2 separate regions of the Homo sapiens genome follow, and region 1 is linked to region 2. Evidence: read pairs that join two places in POLR2A ChIA-PET (ENCODE). Cell type or tissue: PC-9. All regions are shown on one strand. Links, peaks and the distances in the headings refer to the core of each region. The heading gives the core; the rest is flanking DNA.

Region 1 (4,386 bases), core at 172-4,171, 110 kb before region 2:
AAAATAATTCAAACACTCTGATAACCAAAATGTCAATGTCTGTGCACAAGTAGACGAGTTTGAGAGAAACTTGCTATGGCAGGTAATTGGAGGTTGTTCCAATTACCAAACCTTTTCCTCTAGGATAAGATAAAAAAATTATCCAAAAGCTCTGTGATTGATGCTGAATTCTGAGAGCAGACTCAGAGGGTGGGTGATGGGCCTTAGGAGGGATAGAGGAAAGATTGGGAAGTTCCCGTCCACTCTGAATTTCCTGCTGATGGGTTCCTCGGGGTCCACCCACGGGCCTCAGCCCTGCCACCAACTCCAAGGCCTGTTCTGAGAAAGGGCTTTGTGAGTCTGACTCCCCCCAAGATGGGGGAACCCACTGTCAAGCACCTGGTAGGAGCAGGCTTTGAGCCCTTTCAAAGATGCTGCATACAGCAAGTTCCCTAAGCAGCAGTGAGGTGAGTGTCATTAGCACTTCATCTCCCAGGTGGCAAGGGAGCTTCCCAGGGGATAAAACCATTCGTTAAAGGCCAGCAGGACCTGGGACTCCACCCAGGACCCCATCCAGGGGAGCCTTGTCCTTCTGTCCTTCTGCACCATAAGCACCTTTGGCCCAGGAAGCACTAGACATTTGGCACAGTGGGGGTTCCCTCACGGGCTGGAGAAGCAGAGCCCTGGCAAGGCTGTGCTCACACCTCCTCCCAGGTCACACCCAGGACCAAGCACCCCTGCTCCAGTTCTGAGCCTTAAAATATTGATGAGAGCACAGAGGCCACCTGGCTGCAATCCTCCATGTTGAAGATTGGGTTGCAGTGCCAGCTAGCAGAGTGACATGGAGCTGGGCTTTCCCTGAGTGCTGAGCGTGGCCCCAGCCCAGCTCTGTCAGCGAAAGGCTGTGTAGGTCCAGCAGCTTTCTGGAGGTCTCTGAGCACAAGTGTGGTCTGACTTGGACTGACCCTTCTACCATACATTTGGCTCAGCACCCGCAGCCAGAGTCTAGGGCCCACAGGGCTCAGAGGAAGCAGGTGACTAGAATATCCATCTGTCTGGTGGGTGGGGCAGGCATTCCTCCTGTCCTCATTTGCAGGGATTTTGAGTATAATATTATGGGTAAAAATTCTGGCCAGGTGCAGTGGCTCACGCCTGTAATCCCAACACTTTGAGAGGCCAAGGTGGATCACCTGGGTCAGGAGTTCGAGACCAGCCTGGCCAACACGGTGAAACCCCGTCTCTACTAAAAATACAAAAATTAGCCAGGCATGGTGGCACATGTCTATAGTTCCAGCTACTCGGGAGGCTGAGGAAGGAGAATCACTTGAACCTAGGAGGTGGAGGTTGCAGTGAGCCGAGATCATGCCACTGCACTCCAGTCTGGGCAATAAAAGCAAGACTCCATAACGCGCGCGCGCACACACACACACACACACACACACACACACACACACACAATCTTTAGAGGTCATGCTGCCACCCACTGTGTGACCTTGGACAGAACATCTACCTTTCTAAGCCACTTTCCTCATCCCCAAATGGAGTCCTACTCTACAGGGCTGTTGGGGAGATTCACCGAAACCAGCAAGGAAAGAGCTGGGTGTAGAGCCAAAGCCCCACAAAGGGTATCTATGCTTTTCAGCTTATTGTTAGCTGGATTCCCAGAGCCTGGCAGAGAGCAGCAAATACCCATTCATCCTAAGTGCCAGTGGAAGCGCAAAGCCTGCAGGAGCTCTGGCAGGTCTAACAGGGCCTGGAGAGTTTTCCATTCTTTGAAGCTCCTGGCACATTCAAAAATTAAGAAAAATCTAGGCGGGACACGGTGGCTCACGCCTGTAATCCCAGCACTTTGGGAGGCTGAGGTGGGCAGATCACCTGAGGTCAGGAGCAAGACTCCATCTCTAAAAAAAAAAAAAGAAACATCTCGACAGGGTTACCAAAACTGGGGCATGTTTGAAATACTTAAATTGAACAAATCAGTGCTTTTAACACACATGCAAAAGTCCCATTCAAGATAATTTTGCAATTCTCAAGGTAATAGAGGGATTACTTTAAAATAATAATGGAGCCAACCAAGCATAGTGACACCTGCCTGTGGTCCAAGCTACTGGGGAAGCTGAGGCAGGAGGATCACTTGAGCCCAGGGGATTGAGGCTGTAGAGACATGATTGAGCCACTGACTCCAGCCTGGGTGACAGAGTGAGATACTGTCAATAATAATAATAATAATGGTTTGTAGAGCACCTTAAGTGGTATGGTGTGACAAACATCTTTCAGGCCTGACAACAGATCTCTGTACTAATCTGATTATCCTTATTCAGATGTATCTAAATCTGAGGCCCTTGGGGCACATGATTGCCTCCTGGGGCTGCCATAGTAGACCCTGGCAATGACCTAGTGACCGTTCCTCTACTGGAGATGATCCCCTGGGCCCCTCAGAATGCATTTCCTGTGTCCACATAGCCGGTGTTTTAAGTCAGGTGATCTTTTTTTTTTTTTTTTTTTTTTTGAGACGAGGCCTCTCTCGTTGCCCAGGCTGGAATGCAGTGGTGCAATCTCGGCTCACTGAAACTTCTTCCTCATGGGTTCAAGTGACTGGCCTGCCTCAGTCTCCCAAGTAGCTGGGATTACAGGTGTGCACCACAACGCCCGGCTAATTTTGGTATTTTTAGTAGAGATGGGGTTTTGCCATGTTGGCCAGGCTAGTCTCGATATCTGCCCACCTCAGCTTCCCAAAGTGCTGGAATTACAGGCATGAGCCACCGTCGCCAGTCTTAAGTCAGGCAATCTAAGCTCCCTTTCCAAGTTTGTTGAAAACCTGATTTGAGGTTTTGTGCTTTAAGCTTGCATTACATTTGTAACACAATAAATGCAATTTTTGGCACAATAAATGCAAAATTGTGGCGCAGTGACTCATACGTGTAATCCTAGCACTTTGGGAGGCCGAGGCAGGTGGATCACCTGAGGTCAGGAGTTCAAGACAAGCCTGGCCAACAGGGCGAAACCCTGTCTCTACTAAAAATACAAAAATTAGCTGGGCATCGTGGCAGGTGTCTATAATCCCAGCTATTTAACAGGCTGAGGCAGGAGAATCACTTGAACCTGGAGGGCAGAGGTTGCAGTGAGCCAAGATTGCGCCACTTTACTCCAGCCTGGGCAAAAGAGCCAAACTCTGTCTCCAAAAAACAAACAAACAAAATAGAAAATAAATACAATTTTTAAAAAGACCCCAGTCATCATGCAGGTTACACTGTGGGGATAACACTTCTGGGCTAGGAGTTGGGCAACCTGGGTTCAGGCACCGCACCCCCTCTGCCGGCTGCACAGGGCCCCTCTCCCCTCAGTCAGCCCTGGGCCCTGCAGGCTGGACTTTTGCCTGGTAGCTTTGGGCTGGCCCTCCCTTCTGCAGGGGACCCCTTGTACAGATGGGTAAGCAGAGGCACAGGGGCACAGGCAGGACAGCGGCTCTGCTCACGCAGGATGCCATGGCCAGTCGTGGGCCTACTCCATCCTTGATCCTCCCCTCCCAAGGGCACTTGCCATCCAGGCCTGAATGGCAAGAGGCCCCTAAGGGGCCCCCAGTCCTGTCGGCACCCCCTTTGAGTGACTGACAGGGAGGCAGGGGAGCTGGCAGCCCCCATCCCCACACCAGCTTGTGGAAGCTACCAGCGATCGGTGGGGCCCCACTGGCAGCCCGTCCGTGTAGCCTTGGCCGGGCCCCCAAGCTTCTTAGAATGCCATCTAAGAAGGCAGAGGGGGATGAGCGGCGGCGGGGAGGAGGGGCAGGCCTTGGGAAGATCCACTGGGTCACAGGGAAGCGAAGGCGGACCCTCCTCCCCCAGCGCTACTGCCCGGGCCGAATTCCAAGGCCAGCGGCTGCCCGCTGAGAAGGAATCCGGACCAACGGGATTCTGGCTTCCCTCTGGCCCCTCCTGGCGAGAGCGGCGCCGGGAGGAGGGGGCCTCAGAAGGGGCGGGCAGGGGCGGGGCCCGCGGGGTAGGCGGAGCTCCCAGGAAAACAGCGGGCGGGGCCTCGCGCGAGGGGCGGGGTTGGCGGCGAGGCGTCCCAGGACCCCCATTCCTCCCTCCGCCCCGGGGCTTCTGGGGAGCGGCGCAGCTTGACTGCCACCGACTGCGGGCCTCCCTGCCCTACAAGCCCCCACCCCCGCCCCCCCTTGGGACCTGGCGAGGAGTTGCCCCGCAAAGTTGGGGCTGGTGCGGGGTTAAGGGGATTACAATTTTCCTAGGACTTAGTGTGCTGAAGCTGCTTTTGCGATTAGAATTTATATTTACAATGCTGATAACAATAAACTACCCAGGCTACCGCGCCACGTGGACGGGGGTGGTGGATGGAAAGGGAAACCCTTGGCCACCAGCAGCCTGTGATAAGGCCAAGGTTCCCTGGCTG
Region 2 (4,386 bases), core at 248-4,247:
CCGGCTAATTTTTTATTTTTAGTAGAGACAGAGTTTCTCCATGTTGGTCAGGCTAGTCTCAAACTCCTGACCTCAGGTGATCCACCTGCCTTGGCCTCCCAAAATGCTGGGATTACAGGCATGAGCCGCCGCACCTGGCCTCAAAAGTTTAATTGTAACGTGTCTTGGTGTGACTCCTTCTCTCTCTTAATTTTAATATTTAATTTAATTTTATTTATTTATTTATTTATTTTTGAGACAGAGTCTTTTTGTGTCACCCAGGCTGGAGTGCAGTGGCGTGATCTTGGCTCACTGCAACCTCCACCTACTGGGTTCAAGCGATTCTCCTACCTCAGTCTCCTGAGTAGCTGGGACTGTGGGCGCGTGCCACCACACCTGGCTAATTTTTGTACTTTTAGTAAAGATGGGGTTTCGCCATGTTGTCCAAGCTGGTCGCGAACTCCTGACCTCAGGTGATCCACCCGCCTCGGCGTCCCAGAGTGCTGGGATTACAGGTGTGAGCCACTGTGCCCAGCCAATTGAATTTAATTTTTGAGACAGGGTCTTACTCTGTCACCTAGGCTGGAGTGCAGTGGCACAATCATAGCTCACTGTAGCTTTGACCTCCTGGGCTCAAGCAATCCTCTCACCTCAGCTTCCCAAGTAGCTGGGACTATAGGTGTGTGCCATCTACATCTGACTAATTATTTTATTTTTTGTAGAAACAAGGTCTCACTATGTTGCCCAAGCTGGTCTCAAACTCTTCAGCTCAAGTGATTCTTCTTCTGCCTCACCCTCCCAAAGGCATGAGCCACTGATTCTCTCTCTCTCTCTCTCTCTTTGGAAACAGAGTCTCACTTTATCACCCAGGCTGGGGTGCAGTGGTGTGATCATAGCTCACTGTAGCCTTGAACTCCTGGGCTCAAGTGATCCTCCCACCTCAGCCTCCCAAGTAGCTAGCTAGGACTACAGGTATGCACCACAATGCACAGTTAATTTGTTTGTTTGTTTGTTTGTTTGTTTGTTTATATGTTTGTTTGTTAGAGACAGGGTTTTGCCATATTGCCCAGGCTTGTCTCAAACTCCTGGGCTCAAGCCAACCTCCTGCTTCGTCCTCCCAGAGCACTGGGATTATAGGCATGAGCCACTGCATTTGGTTGGATCTCTTTGAATTCATCTTACATGAAGTTCATTAAGCTTCTTGCATGTTTCTTTTCATCTCTTTCATCAAATTTCGGATATTTATGGACATTAATTTTTCAAATATTCTCCCTGCTTCTTTCTCTTCTCTTTCTGTGACTCCCACAGTGCCTATGTTGGTCTACTTGATGGTATCCCAAGGTCCCTTAAGCTCTGTTCATTTTTCTTCAGTCTTTTTTTTTTCTTTCTTTCTGTTCTTTAGACTTGATCATTTCCATTACCCTATCTTCAAGTTCACTGATTCTTTCTTCTGCCTGCTTAAACCTGCCTTTGAATCTGCCCTCTACTTATTTTTCATTTCAGTTGTACTTTTCAGCTCTGGAAATTTTTTTGGTTTCTTTTAGATTTTATTTTTACTGATATTTCCATTTCGTTCACACATCATTCTCTTGACTTACTCCATACCCTCCTGTAGTTTTCTGAGCATCTTTAAGACAGTTGCTTTAAAGCCTTTTTCTAGTACACCTGCCATAAGCTCTTTTTCAGGGACAGTTTCTGTTTATTTGTGGTTTTCTTTAACCTTCGAATAGGCTATATTTTTCTGTTTCTTTGTATGCCTTTTGATGTTTTGTTGAGCATTGGACAATTGAATTTCATAATTGTAACTGGAAATCATATTCTCCCCCTTATCCAGGGTTTACTGGTTTTTGTTACTATTTTTGTTTTTTGTTTATTTGATTGATTGTTGTAGCCTATCTCTGTGTCAAGAATCAGCCTGGAATGTAAACTTAAGGTCTTCTCAGGTATTTTCTGAGCCTTGGGTACGTGTGGTCACTTACTCATTTTCCTCATATATGCAGTTTTAAAAAAATGTTCCAGGCCAGGCGCAGTGGCTCACGCCTGTAAACCCAGCACTTTGGGAGGCCGAGGCGGGCGGATCATGAGGTCAGGAGATCGAGACCATCCTGGCCAACATGGTGAAACCCTGTCTCTACTAAAAATACAAAAATAAAATTTGCTGGGCATGGTGGCGCGCGCCTGTAGTCCCAGCTACTCCAGAGCCTGAGGCAGGAGAATTGCTTGAACCTGGGAGGTGGAGGTTGCAGTGAGCCGAGATCGCACCAATGCACTCCAGCCTGGCGATAGAGTGAGACTCCATCTAAAAAGTAAAAAATAAATAAATAAAGTTTTAAAAGTTCTAGTGTTTAATGTCTGGCTCCCAAAGGGAAATAAAAAGAAAAATGAAGGTGGAAGGAAAGTGCATCAGCCCTTTAAATGCCCCAGAAGTGACTTCAGCCAGAGGGGGAGGAGCTTGCAACAACTGGAGGAGATGCAGCAACAGTGGCCACCTGCGCCTCTGTGATTAGGAGCACCGCTGTGGGCCAGGCACGGTGGCTCACGCCTGTAATCCCAGCACTACGGAAGGCTGAGGTGGGTGGATCACTTGAGGTCCGGAGTTTGAGACTAGCCTGGCCAACATGGCGAAATCCCATCTCTACTAAAAATACAAAAACTAGCTGGGCGTGGTGGTGCACGCCGGTAGTCCCAGCTACTCAGGAGGCTGAGGCAGGAGAATCGCTTGAACCCGGGAGGTGGAGGTTGCAGTGAGCCGAGATCACACCACTGCACTCCAGCCTGGGCGACAGAGTAAGACTCCCTCTCAAAAAGAAAAAAAAGGAAGCACCTCTGAGATCAGAAGCAGCACTCAGCAGTGAGAGCACAGATCCCTGGTATTTGGAGGACAGGACTCTTTTTGCCCACGCCGGCTCCTGCAAGCTGTGTGCAGGTTGCTCCAGGAACACATGCACAGCTGCGTGCCATAGGGCTGGGGGTCAGGGATGGGTAGTAGCCATTGTGGGAAGAGCTAAAATGGACTGAAATTTACTGTAATTTACCAGTCCAAGCCTTCCCCCTGGAAGCCACAAGTCTTCAATACACTGCAGAGTTCTAAAATAGTTACACCAGACAGATTCTGCCATGCAATTGTTGTCTAGGTGGGGAGACAGATTCCTGGTGCTTCCTACCATGCTATCTTCCCAGATTCCTCTCTGAATAGGTGACTTATAAATTTTTTTTTCCAGTCAGTGTCTTATCATTTCATTTTCTTAACAGTGTCTTTTACAGAGCAAAAATTTTGGTGAAAACATTTTGATGAGGTCTATTTCATCAATTTTTTCCTTTAGAGACCATGATTCTGGTGTCATAGTTGTATTCTTTTCCTAAAAGCCTCCACCTCCCGAGTTCAAGCTATTCTCCTGCCTCAGCCTCTGAGTACCTGGGATTACAGGCGTGCATCACCATGCATGGCTAATTTTTGTATTCTTAGTAGAGATGGGGTTTCACCTTATTGACCAGGCTGGTCTCGAACTCCTGACCTCAAGTGATCTGCCCACCTTGGCCTCCCAAAGTGCTAAGATTACAGGCATGAGCCACCGTGCCTGGCCTCTTACTTTTTCTTCTAAGAGTTTCATTGTTTTGTTTTGTATTTAAGTCTGTGCTCCATATTTCGTTAATATTTATATAAAGCTTAAGGTATAGATTGAGGATCTTTGTCTTCTTCTTCCTTTTTTTGCATACTGATGTCTAGTTGCACCATCTGTTGAAAGGTTATCTTTTTTTTTTTTTTTTTTTGGAGACGGAGTCTCGCTCTGTCGCCCAGGCTGTAGTGCAGTGGCGCGATCTCGGCTCACTGCAAGCACGGCCTCCTGGGTTCACGCCATTCTCCTGCCTCAGCCTCCTGAGTAGCTGGGACTACAGGTGCCTGCCACCACGCCCGGCTAATTTTTTGTGTGTGTTTTTTTGTTTGTTTGTTTGTTTTTCTTTTTTTTTTTAGCAGAGACAGGGTTTCACTGTGTTAGCCAGGATGGTCTCGATCTCCTGATCTCATGATCCGCCCGCCTCGGCCTCCCAAAGTGCTGAGATTACAGGCATGAGCCACCATGCCCGGACTATTCTTTCTTAATTGACTTACCTTTTCATGTTTTTTTTAAAAGCCCAAGTAGTGTCTGTGAGTTCTCCAATCTTCTTTTTCTTTTTCAAATTTAACTATTCCATATCCTCTGTCTTTCCATATAAGATTTAAAATTAGCTTGTTAATATCTACAAAAATATTCTGCTGAGATTTTGATTGGAATTGAATGAAATCTGTAGATCAATTTGCAGAGAATTTTTTTTTTTTTTTTGAGACAGAGTCTCTGCTGCCCAGGCTGGAGTGCAGTGGTGCAATCTCGGCTCACTGCGAGCTCCGCCTCCCAGGTTCACACCATT

Evidence for each region. ChIA-PET counts read pairs that join two places held together with the same protein. Peaks named below come from ENCODE experiments on the same cell type or tissue, not always from the same donor. Only the 100,000 strongest peaks of a DNase experiment are listed, where the experiment ranks them.
Region 1: POLR2A ChIA-PET joins it to region 2 with 9 read pairs; 3 of 35 experiments call an interaction of 5 or more read pairs at or near these places.

Annotation. Positions count from the first base shown.
Region 1 is chr11:68,124,523-68,128,908 of GRCh38, forward strand. The region is part of intron 1 of CHKA-DT (CHKA divergent transcript); the gene reads left to right. Among named protein-coding and RNA genes, the nearest start is that of CHKA-DT, 4.8 kb to the left of the region's middle. In PC-9, for the core only: no CTCF peak of the experiment used is centred there; DNase peaks (open chromatin) are centred at 2,489, 2,939 and 3,849; H3K4me3 peaks cover 1,353 bases; H3K27ac peaks cover 4,000 bases.
Region 2 is chr11:68,232,958-68,237,343 of GRCh38, forward strand. No RefSeq gene overlaps it. Among named protein-coding and RNA genes, the nearest start is that of KMT5B, 22 kb to the left of the region's middle. In PC-9, for the core only: no CTCF peak of the experiment used is centred there; no DNase peak of the experiment used is centred there.